2 separate regions of the Mus musculus genome follow, and region 1 is linked to region 2. A link is a loop called in an ENCODE intact Hi-C map of the cell type or tissue named here. Cell type or tissue: gastrocnemius. All regions are shown on one strand. Each heading gives the region's core, and the rest is flanking DNA. Links, peaks and the distances in the headings are about the cores only.

What was found. Hi-C counts contacts between places; a loop is a spot of excess contacts. Peaks named below come from ENCODE experiments on the same cell type or tissue, not always from the same donor. Only the 100,000 strongest peaks of a DNase experiment are listed, where the experiment ranks them.
Region 1: it touches region 2 in a loop (6-fold over the local background); 24 of 42 quality-filtered maps call a loop at or near these places.

What each region holds. Positions count from the first base shown.
Region 1 is chr15:7,128,643-7,136,720 of GRCm38, forward strand. It overlaps Lifr (LIF receptor alpha), which reads left to right and starts at 930. Exons shown (of 20, transcript NM_001358593.1): 1 at 930-1,184. In gastrocnemius, for the core only: CTCF peaks have their summits at 4,322 and 5,955 (motif pointing right); a DNase peak (open chromatin) is centred at 4,314; H3K4me3 peaks cover 4,268 bases; H3K27ac peaks cover 4,892 bases.
Region 2 is chr15:6,906,142-6,914,219 of GRCm38, forward strand. No RefSeq gene overlaps it. Among named protein-coding and RNA genes, the nearest start is that of Osmr, 36 kb to the left of the region's middle. In gastrocnemius, for the core only: a CTCF peak has its summit at 3,681; a DNase peak (open chromatin) is centred at 3,714; H3K4me3 peaks cover 965 bases; H3K27ac peaks cover 909 bases.

The DNA of each region.
Region 1 (8,078 bases), core at 2,100-7,099, 220 kb after region 2:
GAAAACAAACAAGCGGCTCCCTATGGAAGGTGTGTCTGCACAGCCATGTGACTGCGTGCCAGTGGCTCCGTCTGGCACATTTCTGAACTTTGCAAAATTAATTGTGCTAAAGAGAACACCATCAAACGCGTCCGGCACAGAGCGTAAACATCTTCAAACCACGACTCTGCGCCATAAAACACTCCTACCAATTTCATTTGGTGCATTACTCTGGAAGGAACACCGAGGCCAAGTGAAACTGCGGAAATGGGAACAATGCACGGAGGAAAAATCTCACCCCATTAAGGGATCCGTTTCTTCTCTGCACAAATAAGCCCAACACGCCTCAGAGGCACGACTAGATGGCTCCAGGATGTTCTCAGTTGCCCCCGCAGGCCCTCAGGAGCTGAGAGGTCCCCTCACCAAGAAAGTAGGGGAACTGAGTGGCAGCGCCCCGGCTTGGGGGCAGTTTAGGTAATGCACAAAATCAGAAAGAAAGAAAGGAAAAAAAAAAAAACCCGCAGTAATTGGCGTCCGTGTGCCTTTTCGGGGCGACACGAGTTTCCTCCTCCGCGCACGGCTTGCAAAGTGCAATGACAGCGGTTTGGGAGCCGCGCTGCTTCCCGCAGGGCCGCCTGGGCTCCGCTGGCCTTTCCGGAGGCTTTGCACCCGCAGGGCCGCTGCGCTCTCGCCCGCCGCTCGGTGACCTTGCAAGGCTGGCCGCGCGACCGGAGTCTCGGCAGAGGCACCTCCCTGGGCGCCGGGCCCGCGCGCGACCCAGAGGCTCCGACTCACGCGCGGCCTCGCGGGCCCGCGGGCCCGCGTCCCCGTGCGCGCGGCAGGGACGGCGGAGAAGGCTGCGGGGGCGCGCGGGGCGGGGCCTGGGCGGGGCCTGGGTGCTGCGCCCCCCGCCGAGCTCCTCGCAGGCGCCGCCTCCGGGCGCGCAGTCTGCGCCGGAGCGTCTCGGCAGTGGCCGCGGCCGTTATCGTCGCCTGGCGCTGCGGTGGCTCGCGGGGTTGGGAGAAGGCAGCGGCGGCCGGTCGTCGGTGGCCGCTAGAGCCGGCCTGCAAGGGGACAGGGGCGCCAGGACGGCGGCTGCTACCACCGGACTGCTCCTTCAGGACTGCAGTCCTGTGCTGCAGGGTCCGGGCTGCCCCGGGGCGGCGGCCGACTGGGATGGCAAGATAGCGGCGCGGGAGCGGCTGGTGAGTGCGGGGGCGCGGCGCGGCAGCCCGGAGCGCGTGCGGGGGGCGCGTCCCCGGCTCTGGGGCAACGCCACTCGGGCTCACGCCGTCCGTGCCAGCCGAGGGGTCAACCCTGCAGCCCGCGCCCACGCGGGCTACACCGCGGGAAACTTGTGCGGCGCGAAGGGCACTGAGTTCCAAGGCCAGAGGTTACCAGGGGGATGGGCAGGACCTTTAATTCCCCATTCGGAGCTGCGACCTGCCAGATGGTTTCCTGCCCCTAAACCTCAGCGCTTCAGAAAAGTAGTTCCTCGTCCTTTCTGTTTTGATGGTGCATTTGACTGACCTGTCTGTAGTTCTAGGTGCTTGTGTCCGAAGGCGCTAAACTTATTAAACTCCCAAGTTAAAGTGTAGGCAAGCAAAGTTAGGCTTCCTAATGGATGGCTTTCCGGATGTGTTGTCTAAAGCACAAAGCTGAGATCGTGGACCCAGACGCACAGAAAACTGCACAGCAAGTGTTGTGAACTTACACAGGAGCTTGAGTTATGTGATTCTAGCCCCCACTTCAGCTGCCAAGACACACGAATCTTTCGTTTACACTAGGGTTATCTTTGGGTCCCTTTCTGTAGCTGTGTTTAATGCAGTCAGATACTGAAAGGACACGTGCGCTGTTACTGACTGACAGTTACATGCATTCTTTGCGTTTACTTTGTTTCTTTAAAGTGGGTTTTTCAGCAGAACTTTCAGTTTAAACTTTGCCATCCAATGCCTTCCCTTGCATATTTAACCCAGCAAATAATATTTGCTTAGAGTTGACCTGACTTTACGTTAGTCAGGAGTTCAAAAGCGGTGCCCACGTTATATTTAAAGCACCGCCCCCAGTGAAAAACTAAAGCATTTGTTTATTGCAACTGATGCCGTCCCCTCCCCTTGCAGGATTATCTTGACACAGATCTGAAGTCATACTCCACTAGGAGCAGAGGCTCCTCGGGTGAGACTGGCAGAGGGAAGCAAATCTCAGCATAGCCTGTGCTTTTAAAAAACACTGGACTGTGCTCTTTTCTTTCTCTCCCTGACTTTCCTTCTTCCAACCAGGTGGAAACTGTGTTCATTTGGAGGCATCCATGAGGAACCTTAAGCTCAGTTTCAATAGGAGGCGTATTGTCAAGGAGGCCGGAGCTGCTGTTTGCTCTCAGGCCAGAGTTGAGCTGAGGTGTGTTTGCCTTGTGAGAGGTGAGATCACAGGCTGCTCTGCTCCAGTGAGTGGAGACTTGGAGTCTCCTCTGGGGAATGAGGACCGAGGACTGTGCTTTTAAAACCAAATGAATTATTTCCTGAGTTTTAAAAACTTTTGCTACGGAAGACTCATTTTTGGGGGGACTGTGTTAGGAATAGTGTAGTGATGGTGTGAAGACGTTACCATATTAATTTGTGGGGCACCTCTTCACATTAGAGAAAATCCACTGGTTACGTAGTTCAGAGTAAAGGGCACATCTCTCTCCTACCACTCCCTTAGCATCAGTAAGCACCAGCTTTCTGGCTCTTTTCTCTCTCCGAATGTAGCCCAATGCTTGGTAGCATTTTGCTCTTTTTTGTCTTTCTGCTGGCTGGGATAGTCGCATGCCCTGTTCTGTACCAGCTCTTTGCCTCCCCATGAAGTCCTAAGTCCAGACAGTCTCCAGTGTTCTTCCCACCCCCATCCCTCCATCCCCCGAGGGAGCCACCTCCCTCTCCCTCTGACACAACATCTGAGAACTCCTTTAAGGATAAGCCATATTTTACTTAAGGTTCTCTTTCTTCACAGGTATAGTCTTCTGATATCTTGCTGTGAGGTTGTTGTAAAGCACTTTTCTTTTTGAGGCTTTTAAGTGGGTTTCAGTTATTCCCAGGGCCCCAAAGTTGCGTCCTCACATTGCAGGAAGTGGAGGCAGCTCTGCCCAGTGCACATTCTCTGATTTAATGACTCCAAAGTGACCCATGGGGATTTGTGGCATCTTTGCTGTGAAATGAGAGCTATGATGGCCAGGACCTAAAGTCATCCTCCTAATGACAAAACAAAGTAAAACTGTGCACTTACAAGAATAATCCACCAGGCCCTGTGTGGAGCCTTTAATCCCATGACTCCTGAGGCAGGGGCAGGTGGATGTCTGTGAGTTCTATGCCAGCCTAGGCTCCGTACTGAGTTCCAAGCCAGGGCTATATTATGAGATCCTGTCTTTAAAAAAAAAATCCTAAGAGTTTAAATGTTTTTGAATATGCAGTGAAGGCTTATACCTATTATTAAATTGAAGGCAGGGGAGTTTTTTTTTTTTTTTTTTTTGTGTGTGTGTTCCAGAAAATTTGCTTCTCATTAGGATAAAGTCTGTGTTTCTGTGGTTGATCACCACTGGCTTCTACTTTAATGTGAATAAATTGCTTTTACACCTTCATTGTTAGAGAAAGTATTTGTCCTTGGCATCTCTTAAGAGTGATTTTGGAAGCAGAATAAATTGTAGAGGTTAGGCCTCGCTAATGCTAGCATTTGAGCACAATGCATTATGTAGCCTTATGTGATCCTATGTGGAGGCTCTTCCTCTTCTTCGTCTTCTCGCTTCTCCCCTTCCAATCCCCTCCTCTTCCTCCTCCTTCTATAAGCTGTGAGGAACCTTTAAAAATCTAATTAAAATCCAATCCACTCTTAGCATTTAGAATATGGTCTTTGTTTTCTTTGGGACCTAACATTGTGGTGTCAATACAAAAGTGTTGTTAACACTGGTCCATATTTGTTCTTCATAAATAGGTGTTTATCAGTCTTCTGTTAATATTCCAGGCAATTTTCGGGAAACTGAGATCCAGCTTATACGGGACAAACAGACTGGCTGTCATGAGTTTCCATCTGAATTGTGGAGATGGATTAAAAACGTGAGAGAGCAGTGAAGAAAGATGGTATCCGGTTAAGGACCAGGGAAACGAACCTACCCTGCCCTGGCAGAGGGGCGTGGCTGAGAGGGGCGTGGCTGAGGTAGAGAGGGGCGTGGCTGAGGTGGATAGGGTCGCCCTGAAGACTGCTGCCTGTGGCCCGAGAAGCCTCCCTAGGGTAGATTGGTAGGAGCTGAGCAGTGTATGATTCTGGAGAAAGGGGAAGTGTAGCTCAGGTAGAGGGCACTGCACGAATCAACATCCAGGCGGCGCCATAGGGCCACCACGGTGCTATGCTACTACTGGGGAGAGGGGCAGGCTGCGGGCATGTGCTTGGATTGGGGTGCTGCGCATGGAGAAGAGGGTGGAAGAATTCCTCCATGCTGGCTCCAGGAGTTCAGGGACAGGGCTTGCTGTTTCCTGTGGCACGCACAGCCAAGGCTGCACCTCCGTCCTGCATTATTTGTTGAGTAGATGAGCAAATAAAGAAAAACCTTAAGAAATAATCTTGCCTGATTTTTGGTCAGAATTCTTCGGAGTCTGTTATCTGAGTTCTCCACCTAGGCTCTAGGCCTTACCATGTGTGTTACAGTTAACACACTCTCAGATTGTTGCCTTAAATCTCATCCTTCTGCCATGAAATTCAAGTCGGAAGTATTAAAAACAAAACAAAACACAACACAGCCCCTTTTAGTAAGTCATAGTGATTTCCAAGAGATAGCCCAAATTTTCACTTTTGATTTCAATGGAGCAGCCATTTACATGGGAGTGAATAATTCAGATGCTTTTTTTTTTTTAAATTTTTTTTTTCTTAATGTGATGTTTTGGTTCTTCGGGCTTGCGACTGACCAATGAGCTGTGCCAAGCTCAGGTATGTTGTTCTCACAGAAGAAATGTGTGTGTGCCTGCTCTATTTTGGGAAATAGCAGGAACTTGTGGTATTTCCTCTTCCCAACTCCTAATCTGTTTGTTATTCTAAATATATGTTCCTTTATATTAATTGAAAGTTTGGGAAAGGAGTTTCATGCCAAGCAATTGTTAGAGCTGTGCGATAAGAGTCTTGTCTCTGGTGATTGACTGTTGGGCCCCTGTTCTGTATTAGGAGTTCCGTGATCTTGCAGAATGTGAGCTTGATCTCTCTCTCTCTCTCTCTCTCTCTCTCTCTCTCTGTCTCCCTCTTCTCTCTCTTTCTTTCTTTCTCTCCCTCTCTCTCTCTCTGTCTGTCTCCCTCCTCTCTCTCTCTCTTTCTTTCTTTCTTTCTTTCTTTCCCTTCCTTCTGTCTGTCTGTCCGTCTGTCTCCCTCCGTCTCTCTCTTTCTAATTTCCTATTCTGACTGTTGATACCTGATGGTAGTAACTTGTTTCCACGTAAGATAATTGTATCCCCCAGCTCGGCGTGACACAGGCAGTGCAGACACTGAGAAAACAATGGGTTCTTCCACACCTCCTTTGTGAGCAGAGTAGTCTTGGTCCTTTTCAGTCTCACTTCCCGCAAGTAGCTGAAGCCAGCGAGGCATTGTAGGGAGTTTCGATGTTTAGAAATGCAAGCACTCTCAAGCAGGTCCTTTGCAGTCCCTGTACAGGTTGCAGAAAGGCAGGAATTCCAGTTGTCATACATTGTCTTGAGTAATGCTGCATGTGTTCCTTCTAGACACTTGCACTGCCCCTGCTGACGCAGGCTGAAGGTGGTGCTCGCAAGCCTTGCCCACTCAGTGTTGGGAGGTGAGGAGGAATTTTTGGCGTATGTTTTTGGTTTCTAATGTACTTTTGCACGGTGGGAAGTTTTTGGCTCTCCTTCATTCTTTTGGCTTCTAAGGCTGAATAAGTTGGAATTAGCATTCATGTCTAGAATCGAGCATAATCTTGTTATGTGGTGGTATCTTGAAGGGCCACTAGGGGGCAATATTTCTTTCTGAAGGTCCGTGTGTGTCTGGGTTAAGCCTTCATCCCCGAAGCACACACTTCTGTAAGAAGTTCTTAGATCCAAGGACAGTTGACACGGTGGTAGCAGGAACATCTGGTGGAAAATAACAAGTGCTGACAGAAGTACTTCCCTGCTTCTAACATTAGAAAACGCTAACGGGGCAGATGGGTTGTAATTGTCCTGTGGACAGAACCTTGTGAGTTGGCTGAGCCCTGGTGGTGGTAGGATGAAGGTGAGACCGTGGCCCACACTTACATGCTGTAACCTCTGGGGCTGTTTGAGGGCCACTGTGGACATTAGGGCGTGATGACAAGATGCCAGCTGTTTGCACGCAGCAGGCCTGGAGGCCCCAGTGTACTTAAATATAATAAGAAATAAATCTTTTTAAAAAATTGAGGATTCAAACAACCTAGCCACAGCGTGGAGCTTGAGAGTCAGAGGGCCCTTTCGGATCCCCAAGTCAGCTTCTGGAGGCCCTTCTTCGGGCCTTTAGAGCATAAAAGTGAGTAAGGCGTGAACATTTGAGAAACTTCTCCAAAGAAACAGTTAAAGCGGGAATGTAAGTTATCTGACTGGAACTTTACCCCATGCTTACTCCTTGAAGGTACCATGATCAGCAGTTTTACTGTGGTAAAAACAACAAACAAACAAACAAACAAAAACAGTTTTAGGGGAGAGCGTGTGCAAGATACAGAGGGAGATGAAAATGTAAGCTCTTAGGAAAACATAAAATTGAGGATTCAGGGGCTGGTGAGATGGCTCAGCAGGTAAGAGCACCCGACTGCTCTTCCAAAGGTCCTGAGTTCAAATCCCAGCAACCACATGGTGGCTCACAACCATCCGTAATGAGATCTGACTCCCTCTTCTGCTGTGTCTGAAGACAGCTACAGTGTACTTACATATAATAAGAAATAAATCTTTAAAAAAAATTGAGGATTCAAACAACCTAGCCACAGCGTGGAGCTTGAGAGTCAGAGGGCCCTTTCGGATCCCCAAGTCAGCTTCTGGAGTTTAATATGTAAAGAAACTGAGACCCAGGGATGCCACGATTTGCCTGGGGACAGTCACTGAGGACTGACCAGCATCCTGACCCTTCTTGGACTGACTGTTACCTGAAAGAGTCTGAGTTCTGTCTAGAGGAGCATCTCCCTGAGGGGTTCGCCACTGTGGGCTTCCGTGTGTCATCTTACCACTGGCACTGAGTTCCGCCCACAGCAGGTGCCCCATATTTTGTTAAGTAAATACATACCTAAAAGAATTCCAATTGTCCGATGGGCACATTATCTGTGAGAGTGTGTTTATATAATATGGATGAATATATAATTTCTCATTTAAAAAAAATAGAGAGTGCTACTTTTGAAACCCAAACTCCTAGCTCTAGCACTGGCCAAATTTGGCAGGTGTGGCTGCATCTGGTCCCTTACTGACCAGGCATTGAATTTTCCAGGAGTCACCTTGTAAACTCCCTAATTCCTGGTATCCTTAACCTTTTATCTTTGATGCTTGAAACAGTATTTACTTTTGAGATCAAACAGTGCCTTGAATTGCCTTTCTTCCACATGTGTCTTATCAGTCAAGTGATTTCACAATTTCAGAACTTTATGGGCTCGTTGGAATTTGGATATTTGAAATCAAATCTCACAAAGCCCCCACAGGCTCTGGAAATTGTCGCTTCGAGATGCCTGGCGGATGTTTGAATTGTGGTAACTTTCCAGGAGGGCAATTTTGCATTACTCATCAAAAGCCTCAAAAATGTGCCACGTATCAGAACCAGGAAGGGAGATCAGGGGGAAAAGCTGTCTGCAGATGCTGAAGGCTGCTCCACTACCATGCACATATCAAAACCACCCCTGCAATTTGACAAAGCTATCCTTGTAACTTCTTTGGCCGGGGGGGGGGGGGGGTGTCTAGACAGGGTTTCTCTGTGTAGCCCTGGCTGTCCTAGAACTCACTTTGTAGTCCAGGCTGGCCTCGAACTCAGAAATCCGCCTGCCTCTGCCTCCTGAGTGCTGGGATTAAAGGCGTGTGCCACCACACCCGGCTCCTTGTAACTTCTTAAAACACCTGTTCCCCAGTGGAAACAGCTTCCGTGCT
Region 2 (8,078 bases), core at 1,000-5,999:
ACTGTCAAATTGAAGCAAAACTAAACCGAGCACAACTCAGCTTGAGTATGAAGAAGGCATAGACTTCAAGACCGGCTTGAGTCAAGTGTGAGAGATAGAAACTGCTTCAAAGGGCCAGCCAGGGAAGCGGCTTTGTTTATTTATAGATAAAAAGGAATAAGGAAGGAAAAGGCTTCATTCCCACAGGAGGCTGGATGAAGGAACAGGAGCTCATTACGGAACGGAATGGACTCTGAGTGAGGCAGGCACCTAAACTGGTGTGCTAGTGGGTTGGATTGTTCTGTGCTGGAACCAGCCAGACACCAGGAGATAGAGCCGACTGGAACTTGGCATGTTCATGAATTGACACATCTGATGAAGAGGCGGCTAAGGGACACAGCGGGATTTATGTGTCTGACTTGATTAGCAAGATCTGGTGCCACCCTATGACTCTTGTATTTCTACTCACATCTGCTTGTGACCTATCATCATGCTCACAGATGAGTGGATCACTCACTCAACCCTCGAGAGAAACGTCTGTCTGTCCTGCATAATGATTAACACAGAGGTGCGCACCCGGTCAAGAGAATACAAGAGTGCTTATCTCTTAATGAGGCATCTATATCACACACCCACTCTGACTCAGGGGTCATTGTGGAAGAGGGGTGGGAAGATGGTAAGAGCAAGAGGCGTAGATAACTGCCCTACTATGTTCTGCCTCTCTGCCCGGGTGTCTGGGGCACCAATGGCGGGCCACTCGAGGGCTGCAGAGCAAAGTCTTGGAATAGGGTCCACATCCTTTGTCTTCCTGCTCTGACCGGGAAGGGGAGATGGCAGTCTGGGATGAATGCTGCGGTTTCCTGTCTCCTCTCTGGGTACTTGGGCGCCTCAGGCAGACCACTGAGAGTCAGGAACAGGTCCGACGGAGGTCTGCCTTTCCCTTCCGGGTCTATGCACAGGTAGGGAGGAGGCAGAGACCCGGACAAGCAGAATCAAGTCAGATTGAGATCTAGGGCACAGTATACGGGAGGTTGTGGAGGGGAGAAAGCCTTTCTCGGGAGTCTTAGGACTCTTTAGTTGCCATGTATTTGTACGTCTGCTTCTGTACTCTGTAGTCTTTGGCAAGAGCCCGTTGGAATATTTTCTATGACATACCATACCGTCCTAAGTGTGGTAGCAGCTAGAAAGATTTTAATCTCCGGAAGAAAAGTTTTCCCATATTCTTCTTTAAAGTGTCTATTCTTGGTCCTCCGATATTTTATTCGACTGTTGGGATTAACTTATGAGTTTCCTCCAAAGCTAATGGGAACTCTGGAATTTTACTGAATACATGAAGTCATGTGTCTCCAGGCATACACACTCACAGAATCGATGAGTTGTAGAGCATTGCATTTCACAAGGTCTTTTTGGCTCTTCACCAGCTCCAATCTGTCACAGTCTCACAACGCCATGGAAGGAGATGCTGTGCTCAAGCAGCCATGAAAGTCTTTGTTTATAGAAAGCTGCGATAAAGTGAATCTATCTTGGGTTCTGATATTGCTTTTACCAGAGTAGATTAATATAAACCTGCAACTAGACGTAGAAGGAGCCACTACGTATTATAGCAGCAAAAGCAAACCACCAGCAGCAGCAGCAAGAGTCTCCTTGCATTTAGTACAGTGTATCTTTGTCTTCTATTGGGGATTGAAAGATTTGTTTCTCAGAACAAGGAGTGCCAAACCAATTGATGTAAGAATGATAAGTATGTGGGATAACATGGATGCTAGTGAAGTTGAACAGTAACATGCTTGGGGACCTGAGTCCTATCTTCAGAAACATGGTTTTAAAAGGACTGGGCCTTGTGGCATGTGCTTGTGTTTGTGGCGTTGGAGAGGAGACATGCAGATGCTAGGAGCTCACTGGCCAGCCTAGCCTAGTTGATGAGTTCCACGTTGGTAAAAGATCTTCTCTCAGTCAATCAGTTAATAGCATACCTAAGGTGGATCTCTGGCTGTGTGTGTGCCACACACACACACACACACACACACACACACACACACACACACACACCATGGGTTTTACGTAGACTAGCCTGCTCTTAAAATCAATCTTAATTTGTCTTGAAGTTAACTTAGGTACAGCTAAAATTGTCATGGCAACTTACGGTTCTATTACACAGATGAAAGTCATCATTTTTCACAGCCACTATCTTGGCCATGGAAGCTCAAGGAAGCGTTGCACTTGGGATTCAGTTCTGTTTTACATGTTGATGTGTACAGATGTCATCTGAAGATAAAGTGGGCTTTCCGCGCTACTGTTTCCAATGTTGATGTCTTTCTCACAAAATCCTTCAGACATTTGCTATAGGAGAAAGGAATCAACTCCTAAAGTTGCATTAGAATTATATTTTTGTGAGGCATTGATTTGAAAACCATGGGACCACAGTCAATGGCAGTGACCAGAGGCAGGCTTGCATATGCACGGAGTGAAGGTTGTGTTTTCATTTGACTGCACAGTCAATTTGATGGGCCGATAATAGCTGGCTCTTGATCATGTTAGCATGATCAGGAAAAAAAATCACTTTTCAAATTGGGTGTTAATTCAAAGTTGCATAACTCTTTGTAGCTGCTAGTATGCACGGAATGAAAGGATCTCTGCTCTCAAGCTGGACAAAAGAAAAATAGCTCATTCCTGTGGGACCGTTCCAGGAAGTTCACAGACTCAAACCAGGGGTGGGGTGGGGCTTTGAAAATGATTACAATTGAATAACTTCGCTTGTCATTACCAGCCAGTCTGCTATCCCTGATTGACAGCTGGTCAGCTATTCCTGATTGACAGTTGATCTGTCAGTTATCTCGAATTATCAGTTGATTAGTCAGCTATTCCTGATTATCAACTGATCAGTCAGCTAGCTATCTCTGATTGTCAGTCAGCTTCATGAGCTAAGCATCAGAAACAGTAGGTTTCAAACACCTTCGTCTTTTAGCCACTGTGGCAAATACCTGGGGGGGGGGGGGGGCAACATGAGGGAGGAGGGTTATAGCATCGTGACAGAAGGGCGTGGTGGAACAGAATTGTTCACGGCATGGCAGTCAGGCTGAAGAAGGGCGACGTTTCCTCATTTTTGCCCATCGGGGCTCACCGCCTACATACAGCGTTAGCGATGCACGTGTTCAGCGTTAGTCAATCCTGTCTGAAAAGCCCTTCACAGAAGTGCTTTACTAATCTGCTTGGCACTTCACCCTAATCAAGAGAGCGATCAAGGTTAACAATTCCTATGAGTCCCGTAGGGCCCCTTGCATGAAGACATCACCTAGAATTCAACCCGACCTGAGAAAGAAAAGGAAAAGAGAAAAAAAGAAAAGAAAGGAAGGGAAGGGGAAAGATAAGGGACGTTCTGCCTTGTCATTGATTTCACGGGTGCATCACAAGGTGGAGTCGAGTTCTGCACTGTCTTGGAGGTGACCAAAAATGAGAGTCAAGTTTGGAGAAACAAATGCTTGTTCTCCTAAGTTTGGATTAGAATGGCCTTTGGGCAAAATTCCCTCATTAGCGTCGAATAAATGTTTTTCCATCATGAGCAAAAAAGATTTTATACAAATTCCATTTCCCAGAACTCCGTGAAAGAAATGGAAACTCCCTTTTCTGATGTTACAAAACAACTTCCCCCCACTAAACCTGCTTTCTCCTTATCCCCCAAGTTCACTCTGCGTCTGCTAGGTGGCGCTGCAGGCTAATGCATGGGTCCCTTAGCGCCTCGCGGGCGGCTGTGTGGGAGGCTAGGCAGGAGGGAAGGAAGCAGCTGCCACTGTTTCCGTCCAGTTAGGATATCAGCACAGTGGAAGGGAGGAGACCTGCTCTTGCCAAGACTTGGCTTCTGTCAACTTAGGAATCGCTCATCATCTTCTGGATGGATCACAGCTGGCGCTGAAGGGGCTGAATGGGCTTCGTATTTCTTTAGGGAGATTCTGGGGCGCCCAAGCTTGTTGAGAAAGGCTGTGGGTTTCTTTGTCCGAATTTCCAAAAGGTGTTCTGTAACTTTGGAAGAAAGACTCAAGAATGAAAGGAAAACATCACAATTCAAAGGTTTGGGGGAAACCAAGCTGTGCCCTGCTTTAACTGGTTCCACACAGTGTAAAACAGTGGCTTTCAGACTATAATTTGGCCTGAATGCTTGTATTTTTATAAGGAGTATTCTGCACCATTTTGAGAGCACTTGTGCCTGCCTCTCCTTGTGCACGTAGGTACCACAACTTGTCCACTACTGCCTGCAAAGGACAGACTGCTAAGTCATAAAACTTAGTTTTTAAAGGGAAAGGAGATATCAGTTACAGATTTAACATAGTAGATTGGCACGCAAGGGCACATAAGTACATTCAAACCACATCAGAAAACTTGGGCCCAAGAACTTATCAAACACAACCAGACAATGGAAGCATGCAACACCCTCACCGGGATCCCACAAGCAGGACACCTAACTGTGGTCTCCTACTTCCCACTCAACCCTGTAGCCCAGGCTCAGACCTGCAGCAGCTCTTCTTTGACTCGGGGTTCTTTGACATTTTTTTCTAACAACCAGCAGTGGCTTTCTTTGTATCTGCCTCACCTTTCTGTCTCCACTAGGGCTTCTTGGAACTGCAACCCTACCCCCACCCTCAACCCCCCTGCTTTGGCCTTTTTGACCCTTTTGTTGCCATTCTGTTATCTGCATATATACAGAGAGATAAAATGACTAAATGCTGTGTAACATGTGACCCAAGAGTTAATGTTAGCGATTAAGATGGGAGTAAAATATTTCATGTTTGTCATTGGGCAGCTATCAAAGGCCATCAGGACTATTAGGCTAACTGCAGCTGACAAAAACAATACAACCTGTGAATTTATGGTTATTTAATAAACTATGACATTGTAAAAAGATACAAACATGTCTGTCTGCGTTTCTGACTTAGTGTTCTCAAAGCTGTACTGATGCTCAATCTTATAAACCAGGTCCCTGGTGGAGGGCAGAGATTCCCACTTCAGTCTTTTCCTAAGCAACAGATGCTTCCTGCTGCAGCAGGACCTGGGACAGCCTTTCTCACCCTCTGCTGCTTTCAGAGTAAGCTAGGGTTGACTTCTGGAAAAGCACAGAGGTAGAGTTCCCGGGAGCCCTGTGTGGTCTGGAGGACCCTAGAGTATCTAGTGACTTAACAGAACTCCTTTCCCATCTTGATGAGGTCTAGAGCTCTGAGACTACTGACCTTAACAAATTAAAGACTCCTTTAAATGTATATAATACAAAATATTGCATATATAAGCATATACATATATATAAACATACACATGTACATCATACACACACACACGCGCGCGCGCACACACACACACACACACACACACACACACATATACATGAAGGTTTTAACTGGAGAAGCAATATGGAGGTGGTCAGGAAAAACCCTGGGAGAACCAGGGCCTTGGTGGGGCTGGGTAGGCAGGATGTTAACCCAAGGAGAGACCACAAAGACAGATTTGCTGCCTGGGTAGCAGTGTGCCCCAAAGTGCTTGTGTGCAGTCTGTGCCTGTGTCCAGGTTTGGGTTCTGGCTCTTTCTCGCCTCTTTCACTCTCCCAGTCACGCCTGGGGGAAACGGTGAGGTCTGTGGGTTGGATTTGAAAACTCAGGACTGAGGAGGAGCCTTAGGCAGAGGGAATATCGGCATCCATTCCAGAAAGAAGACTTCCTTAAGATACAAAGGTTCCCACCCAGAGGCAGAATACACACTCCTACCCACTGTAGAGAAAAGAAGACATGCCAGGAGACACCGAGGAGGAAGGAGACACTACACAGCAATGTACCAAGGGTCAGAGCAGGGAGGAGGACAAAGGTTAGGGAAAGAGTTCCAACAGGAGCTTGTGAATGAGAGTGTGTGAGTGAGCACACACACACACACACACACACACACACACACGCACACGCACACGCACACGCACACACACACACACACACACAGAGAGAGAGAGAGAGAGAGAGAGAGAGAGAGATTGAGATTTGTAGACACAAGAAAGTAAAGAGAAATACTAAAGTCCAAAAGTAGAGGCCAGGAAAGTAGCCATCCAAATGGACATGTGTGGGTTTCTGAGCCGCTCTTCTGACACTGCCCTAAAGATATGTGTCCTGCTAGGCATTGCTACATGTCATCTCCATCCTGCAATCTATCTGTTTCAACCTCAGGGACCTGCAGCCCTTCCTACATTTATCTCTGCCACAGCAACGATAACTTCTTTTGGCAGTAAACATCAGTAACCTTAAGTGCCATGAGTCATATTTTCAATTTTTTAATTAAATTATGGTCTGGCTGCAGTTTGATTTATTTCAGCCCAAATTAATTTAGAGTTGAGTCCACATAAATTTACATGGTATATTTAATACAGTGTGTGATTGTTCGGATTGTAAAGCCTGGTAGATTGATAGTCTCCTAGCAGGCAGAGCGGTAGTAATTGCAATTAAGGGAGAGGTTTACCTTACTCCTGAAACTATAGTCATAGAGGAGATCTGCTCTGTTCCTAGGAAAGACAGGGGGAGAGCCTACAAGTGCCCCATGTTCCCTAAGTCTCCTCGTTAAAAGTTGTAGCAATATGCTAAAGCTGCACTAAAACTAGCAGTGATGTGTTTCTTTCCCAGAATGTTAGAGATCGTAAATTTATACAGTAAGCATCTAGGGGGAAAAAAACCCATCTAACTCACGAAAATCTACTAAATCCTATTTTAAACAGCGAGAGAGTGAGTCATGCTGAGATGGCGTTCCTAGAATTCTGATAAAAGAAAAAAAAAGTCACATTAATTAATGTTCCTGAGAAAGGGTCACGGCTTACAGGAAATGAATTGGAAGGCGACAGGAAGAAGGGTGGGATACTGAGTGCTTTGGATAAAGGCAAGTGACAGCAGCCATCAGAAAGATCTGATTTGATGGGAAACGCAGGGATGCAGGGTAGGGCAAGAGAGGCAGGGGGCTGAGAAGAGGATAGAAGGGGATGATGGTGGAGACACTGGCTGGAGGCTTGGAGCGCGCAGTGGGAGGAGCCTAGTCAGGAAGCAGAGCCTGGGGAAGAGCTGCAATGCCCTTTCTCCTGGTTGCCTGTTAGCCAGGTGATTTGTGGCATGGAATTTTCTAGAACCTCTGAATGTTGAAGGGGATTCAATGGGCCTCGCAATTCTGGTAACTCACTTGACTGTGTGGCCTCAAAGGGTCAGTCAAAGAGTTGAGTTCTGCAAGAGGCAGAAGAAGCGGGCCTCTGTGTATACCGGCTGGAGTTCAGATGTTCGCTCTTCAGTCGCCTCAGGGCGAGGGCAGAGAGTAGAAAGAGACCGCAATTCCGCAGCCTGTGCGGCTCAGCTGCTTTGTCCTCTTCCTCGCTGGAGTGACGTCGTGCTGGGTCACAGTCCCTTTCCACGCAGAACAGACTCAAAGTGCCATACAGAATTATTTTTTTTCTCTTTTTTTTTTTTACATCGATGTATGTATTTGTGTGTATGTGTGTGAGTGTCAGTGCCACACTGGGCTTGCCGGAGTCAGAGGACAACCCGCAGAAAGAAGCTGGGTTCTCTCTACCGTGTAGATCCTGAGTACCAACCTCAGGTCGCCAAGCTTGGCACCCAGTGCCCTCTGCTAAGCAACCTCTCCCCAGCTTACTCTTCGTTTCCTCACAAACGGGTTGGTGAATGGGAAACATTTGCAAAGCTCTAAAACTCAAACCAACCGACCTTTATTCTCTGGCTAATGAACTTATTAGTCAGAAAGAAGTCAGTGTTCTTCAAGGAAATCTAGGGGTGGGTGTCCTGCTTCTAGCAATTCCTGAAAATCCTCATAGATTATTAATTTTCCTGGGAGTGGGGAGGGCTGTGAAGTTGCTTGTGGGTTGGCCATTCCAGGAACACCAGTAAATCTATCTCCAGAAGGTAGAGCTGGCTGCTGCTTCTTCTATTGGAGTGCTTTTGCCGTGCCAATTGCACTGTGCTGGGAACTGGGGTACAGAGGAAATGATTAGGGTATAATTCAGTTAAGGGGTCAGAAACTGCAAATCCCTAAAGGTTGGGCCAATACGTGCAGACCCCAAAGAATGGGGAAGAATCAGCAAAATC